Regions from separate parts of the Homo sapiens genome. Here region 1 is linked to region 2. Evidence: chromatin contacts called from ENCODE Hi-C or POLR2A ChIA-PET data. All regions are on one chromosome and are shown on one strand. Each heading gives the region's core, a stretch centred on a gene start or an enhancer-like site at or near the end of the contact. The rest is flanking DNA. Distances are from core to core; before and after follow the strand shown.

Evidence for each region. Hi-C counts contacts between places; a loop is a spot of excess contacts on that map. ChIA-PET counts read pairs that join two places held with the same protein, here RNA polymerase II (POLR2A). Pooled maps may share reads with other maps.
Region 1: a loop to region 2 is called in a pooled map, with 2.6 times the contacts of the local background. The contact joins the promoter of NAGPA-AS1 here to the enhancer-like site in region 2. A Hi-C loop is called at or near these places in 2 of 168 maps with a recorded cell type or tissue (Calu3 and PC-9) and 3 of 50 pooled maps. POLR2A ChIA-PET finds 5 or more read pairs at or near these places in 1 of 52 experiments (activated T-cell).

The regions. Positions count from the first base shown.
Region 1 is chr16:5,032,400-5,035,577 of GRCh38, reverse strand. NAGPA-AS1 (NAGPA antisense RNA 1) reads right to left here and starts at 1,876. Exons shown (of 2, transcript NR_038913.1): 1 at 1,517-1,876. NAGPA (N-acetylglucosamine-1-phosphodiester alpha-N-acetylglucosaminidase) reads left to right here and starts at 1,643. Exons shown (of 10, transcript NM_016256.4): 1 at 1,643-1,749; 2 at 1,850-2,305. The coding sequence starts at 1,664. RefSeq lists enhancers at 1,532-1,711, 1,905-2,406.
Region 2 is chr16:4,505,344-4,508,564 of GRCh38, reverse strand. It overlaps HMOX2 (heme oxygenase 2), which reads right to left. Exons shown (of 6, transcript NM_002134.4): 2 at 2,955-3,081; 3 at 1,553-1,670; 4 at 361-852. The coding sequence starts at 3,040. Among named protein-coding and RNA genes, the nearest start is that of HMOX2, 31 kb to the right of the region's middle. Within about 2 kb of position 1,969, at least 14 of the 41 ENCODE cell types and tissues checked have a DNase peak (open chromatin) inside an H3K27ac peak, as active enhancers do.

The sequences.
Region 1 (3,178 bases), core at 627-3,126, 530 kb before region 2:
TCCTCTCCTTTTCAGGCATATACACAGTGGGCTCCATGGAAACCGGCACAGGGAGGAGGGGGCCTTATCTAAAACAAACCCACAGTTACACAAACAAGAGAAGCAGCGATTTGCACTTGCCTAGAGACATACCCACAGCTGCATAACATAAGGGGAGCTGCACAGGCAGTTTTACTGGTAAGAAGTTACTCAGTTACCAGGAGGAGAGCAGTGTCCTATAAAAGTTTTTTGCGGCCAGGCACAGTGGCTCACGCCTGTAATCCCAGCACTTTGGGAGGCGGAAGGAGGCGGATCACCTGAGGTCAGGAGTTTGAAACCAGCCTGGCCAACATGGTAAAATTTCGTCTCTACCCAAAATACAAAAATTAGCAGGGCGCAGTGACGTGTGCCTGTAATCCCAGCTACTCGGGAGGCTGAGGCAGGAGAATCATTTGAACCCAGGAGGCAGAGGTTGTTGAGGTTGCAGTGAGCCAAGATCGCACCATTGCACTCCAGCCTGGGTGACAAGAGCAAAACTCTGTCTTAAAAAAAAAAAAAAAAAAAGCTTTTTGCATTCAGCTGTAACCCGACAATCCACTCGGACTCCCGTCTCCACTTTGGAGAGCTTTCTTCTTTCCCTTATTAAACGTTCGCTCCAACCCCACCCTTGTGTCCACGCTCCTTAGTTTTCTTGGAGGTAGGACAAAGAACCCCGGGACTAGTTCAGACAAGGAGAAACTGCTATATTAAGGTGCACTGGCAAGACCGCAACAGTATCAAGCCAATTAGACTTGCCGTGGCTCCTGGAATGGCCCACGCACTGCACTGGCACCAAGACACCACCCAACCCTGGACACTGCACTGGGACAGGAGGCCTGAAGAGAAGAATCCTCTCAAAGGAAGCTTGAAGTACATGCTACAAAATAAACTGGCTTCTATACTCAGGGCCAGCTTCATGGGCTCACTCAGAAGGTCCCTGGCTTGCTGCAACCATTTGCTCTGACCATCTTGAAATTCTTAATAGTTTTCTGGGTTTTTTAGTAAGTGTCCCCACGTTTTCATTTTGCATTGAGTCACACAAATCATGTAGCTGGGCTGTCTTCAAAAATGTCAAGGTAGTAAAAGACAAAAGGCTGAGGAGCCTTCCAGATGAAGAGATCAAAGAGACATGACAACTAAAAGCAACTCCTGGGTTACAGGGTCAGGGGCGGACAAAAAGGAAAAGAAAAAAAAAGACATTAGAGGGACAATTGAAGGTTAGCTGTGGATGACATCACAGAAATGTCAATGGGAGTTGTCCTAATGATATTTGCCCTGTGGTTAAGAAAATGCCCTTGTTCTTAGGAGATTCATGGCGAGGTATGGGGTAAAGGATCATGACATCTGCAATTTGGTTGCCATTGGTTCAGGAAAAAAAAAAAACAAAGTACAAATGATTGAGTAAATCAGGCAAGCCTAAACCACTGCTAAACATGAATAACAGTTCTACGAGAGTTCTTTATGCTCTCCTTGCAACTTCCTGTAGGTTTGAGATTACCTGGAGATAAAAAGTTAACATCACCAGCACCGCCCGCCAGCCCGCCAGCCGAAAAGAGCGCAGGTAATTCAGTCCGAGCTGAAAGCGGCCACCCTGGGACTTGAGTCACGTGAGGCGAGCCCACATGACCCGAGGCCCCGGTCCAATATGGCGACCTCCACGGGTCGCTGGCTTCTCCTCCGGCTTGCACTATTCGGCTTCCTCTGGGAAGCGTCCGGCGGCCTCGACTCGGGGTGAGTGCAGCTCCCTGGGCCAGCCTGGTTCGGGGGGTCCCCCCTGTCCTCCGAGCTCACGAGGACAGCCCCCTGAGCTCACGGCCGCCCGTCCCCGCAGGGCCTCCCGCGACGACGACTTGCTACTGCCCTATCCACGCGCGCGCGCGCGCCTCCCCCGGGACTGCACACGGGTGCGCGCCGGCAACCGCGAGCACGAGAGTTGGCCTCCGCCTCCCGCGACTCCCGGCGCCGGCGGTCTGGCCGTGCGCACCTTCGTGTCGCACTTCAGGGACCGCGCGGTGGCCGGCCACCTGACGCGGGCCGTTGAGCCCCTGCGCACCTTCTCGGTGCTGGAGCCCGGTGGACCCGGCGGCTGCGCGGCGAGACGACGCGCCACCGTGGAGGAGACGGCGCGGGCGGCCGACTGCCGTGTCGCCCAGAACGGCGGCTTCTTCCGCATGAACTCGGGCGAGTGCCTGGGGAACGTGGTGAGCGACGAGCGGCGGGTGAGCAGCTCCGGGGGGCTGCAGAACGCGCAGTTCGGGATCCGCCGCGACGGGACCCTGGTCACCGGGTGAGGAGGCAGGGAGCCCCGTGCTGTCGAGGGCAGAGGGCCTGAGATTTGGGTTGTAGCCGTGCCTCCGTGTTCAAGTCACTTAACCAAGCTGAGCCCCTGTTTCCTCCTCTGCAGAATGGGGATAGGAATCGCTTCCTTGCAGAGTTTATTCATCATCCAGTATCATTGAGCACTTGCTTGTATCAGGCAATGTGCCGCGCCCCGGTGAGATAGCCGTGAACAACACAGTCTTTGCCTTAACAGCCCTCCCCCATTACTAGAAAAATCAACAAAAGCCGGGTAAATAGCTAACATACATTCTGATTGCTGTGTGTGCAGCAAAGCAACCAACGGGGTGAACCCGTTGTAAATAGTGTTGATTTTAGGGAGGGTGATCTGGAACACGCCTCTCCGAGGTGACCTTTGAGTGGGAACTTGAAGATGAATCACTAAGTGAGCCAAGGTCAGAACTGGAGGAAGAGCGTTTCAGTCCAAAGGAACCCCACGCACAAAGGCTCAGAGGCTCAGGGGGGCTTGTGTGTATGAGGGACTGAAAAAGGAGTGGGGTGTCAGAAACATCAACTCATCAAGACTGATGATTTTTTTTTTTTTGAGACAGAGTCTTGCTCTGTTGCCCAGGATGGAGGGCAGTGGCATGATACCGGCTCACTGCAACCTCTGCCTCCCGGGTTCAAGCGATTCTCCTGCCTCAGCCTCTGGAGTAGCTGGGACTACGGACGTGTGCCACCACGCCCGGCTGATTTTTGTATTTTTAGTAGAGACGGGATGGGGTGGGGAACGGGGGAGTGGGTTCACCATATTGGCCTGGCCGGTCTCGAACTCCTGACCTCAAGTGATCCACCCACCTCAGCCTCCCAAAGTGCTGGGATG
Region 2 (3,221 bases), core at 720-3,219:
TTAACTTATAAAGCAGGGCTTCTCAGAGCAAAACTTGAAAAGAAAATTAACCATTCTTCAAGACCAGCATCCTGCAATGAGGGAGGAAGCCAGCTCCATTCTTCCAGACCCCTCTATGTGCGAGAGGACTCACCCTTCCCAAAACACTACCCACTGGCATCTATCACACCAGGCCTCCATGCTGGGAACCACCCACTGGGCCCACAAGCTCTGGTGGCCAATCTGGTGGCCACCTTCCTCTCGGCACCCTGCAGCTCATCTGTCCTAATGCCATGTGTGCCTTCATGGGCCACTATGGATCTGCTACCACTGTCAAAGTTTCCCTCTTCAGCCCTAGCAGCTGGCAGCCCCCAATAGTACCTGCATGTTATACTCAAAAGCCTTGTTGGCCTCCTCCACGATCCTCTCTTTGGTCTTCATGTTCAGGTCCAGGGCGTTCATCCTGGCCCGGTAGAGCTGCTTGAACTGCTGGGCATTGTCCACATTCTCAAACAGGTAGAACTGGGTCCCTTCCCCTGTGCTGGGGAGTTTCAGTGCTCGCTGGGCCACCTTCTTCAGCACCTGGCCCCCCGAGAGATCCCCCATGTAGCGGGTGTATGCATGGGCCACCAGTAGCTCCGGCTCGTTCTGCCCTATGTAGTGGATCCGCTCCACGTACTTCTGGGCAGCCTTGGGGCACTGCACCTGCTCCTCCCAGTTTTCACCAAAGAAATACTCCATGTCCTTGGTCAGCGCCTCCTTCCGGTGCAGCTCCATGGGGAAGTACAAAGGGGCAAAGGCTGGATGGTCCTTGTTGCGCTCCATTTCCTCCTCGAGGGCTGAGTATGTGAAGTAAAGTGCCGTGGTGGCCAGCTGTGGAGGTGACAGGAGGAGGCCAGCTATGCCTGAGCACACCACATCCGAGCAGCTGGATGCAGAGGCTCAAGTGACAACCCCCAACCCCAAAGACCCAATCCTATGGTCCATTTTTATGTAGTGAATTATTTAACACACAAGGAAGCTTTTGTTTCTTAAAGGAATGGCATGGTGAAGTCTTTGGAACACGCATACTTTTGCTTCCTTCACACCACTATGTTATTCTATCTAAGCCATGAGAACCAATTTTTTTTTTTTTTGGCGGGGTAAAGAGTCTCGCTCTGTCACCCAGGCTGGAGTACAGTGGGACGATCTCGGCTCACTGTAACCTCCGCCTCCCAGGTTCAAGTGACTCTCCCACCTCAGCCTCCCAAGTAGCTGGGAGTACAGGCACGCGCCACCACACCCGGCTAATTTTTGTATTCTTAGTAGAGACAGGGTTTCACCATGTTGGCCAGGCTGGTCTCAAACTCCTGGCCTCAAGTGATCCACCTGCCTCGGCCTCCCAAAGTGCTGGGATTACAGACATGAGCCACTGTACCCAGCCGAGAGCCAGAGCTTAACGTCAAGAAGGAATGGAGTGTGGAGAAAAGCCCAGCTTTTCCCTCAGAGTGGCTCCAGGGGCACTTTTCTCATGGGACCAAGGCCCCCACCCCAACCCCATATGACAGTCTGGAACCCAATGCGGGGCACAAACCTTAAACAGCTCCTTCTTAATGTTGCCTTTCAAGAAGTCCTTGACAAACTGGGTGTTTTCTGCCCGGTCGTGTGCTTCCTTGGTCCCTTCCTTCAGGAGCTCCGAGAGGTCAGCCATTCTGTGGAGAGATGGGAGGTGTTTGTGTGTCAATTAGCCCTTCCCAGCTTTCCAGAAAGGACCATAGAGAGAAGATTGAGTCCACACCCCAAGGTGACCACCTGTTGTACTGGAGGCTGGGGCTTCTCAGACACTTCACTCCAACACAAATAGCAGCAACTTGTCAGGGAACACAGGACAAGCAGACATGACATTCTGCTCCAAGGACTCAGGACACAAGGGATAACTGTGGCCTGCTCCTTGAGAGTAGTACCCACGTCCATGTGTCTGTGTTGGGAACCACCCAAATGAGCAATGCTTTGCTTCTGTGGCCACCTAGTGGTCGAAGAGACACACATCTGTATTCCCTTCAGTATTTGCTGGCTTCTCTAAGAACAGCCTGCCTTGGAACGTGTCTTCTGGAATTCACACACCTCAGTAAGGCTGTGACCATGGGTCTCCTCAGATGGCCCTACTGCCTTCCTCCCACCTTGGACCCACAGCTTCTTTGAGACTATATGTGACTAGGACCAAGCACGGAAGGATGCAAAGGAGACAACCGAGAGGCTAGGGCCAGGACGCTGGGTTTGTGCTGCTTAACGAAATTACACAGTTGTAAAGGTGTGTGGATGGATGGACAAGGTAGAAAACATGTGATCCTAAAGATGGTGGTACTTGGGCAGGGGCTTACATGTGTCCACACAATCCATCTACAAGAGTGAGAAAAATTTGGCCTTATCATGGTCTGGCTTCTGCTGTCTTCTTTAGGAGATTAGCTCGTTATCATCCATGTGCTGAGAATCAATTTATTATTAGCAATTATTTCAAGGGATAAAAAAAAAACTTGGCCAATGACAGGGCTATGAGAGGCTAATGATGCAGAACAGGGCCTGGAAGCTCAGGTTTAGCATGAGCTGTCCCTATACAGAGTAAGGAAAGGCTGCCCTGCAGTCTTTTATGTGGTAAAAGACTGAACAGAGCCAGCTTTGCCTGCGTTTACCCTTTCTCAGCCCAGATGAGGAAACGCACAAGTTTTTAAAAAGAAAAAAGGATAACTACCATCAAATCCTATCAGCACTCCCAGGAGCACCTGCCCTGCCTCCTTGGATGAGACAATGGACCAGTGGGGAGAGTTCTAAGCAGCCGAAGCTGTATGCGGTCCCTGCAGGGCCAAGCAGGCACCCAGGGGTCCAGAGCTCATGGCCCATGGCCACTCCCCAGTGCTGCCAACAGACAAAACCAGGTGTGCTGAGCACGACAGGTGCTGGGCCCACCTGATTCAGTGCAGCCAGCCCCCATCGCTCACCTCATTTGGTTCTCCTTTTCTAGGGCCCCAGAGTTCTTTTTTTCTGACTCGTCTACCCCCTCTGAGGTTTCCACTTCCGCTGACATTGCTGCTGGGTGTGGTTCTTGCTGCTCTCGCTCCTCTGGTCCTGCAGAGACACAAGGAGCTGGTGATGTGGCACCCACGGCAGTCACTTCCCCAAATACCTGTCGGTTCTGCTTTCCTCAGAGCGAATGTAACCAAGGTGACACCCACACACCCCAGGATTGTTTTCTTTAAAATAAAGCT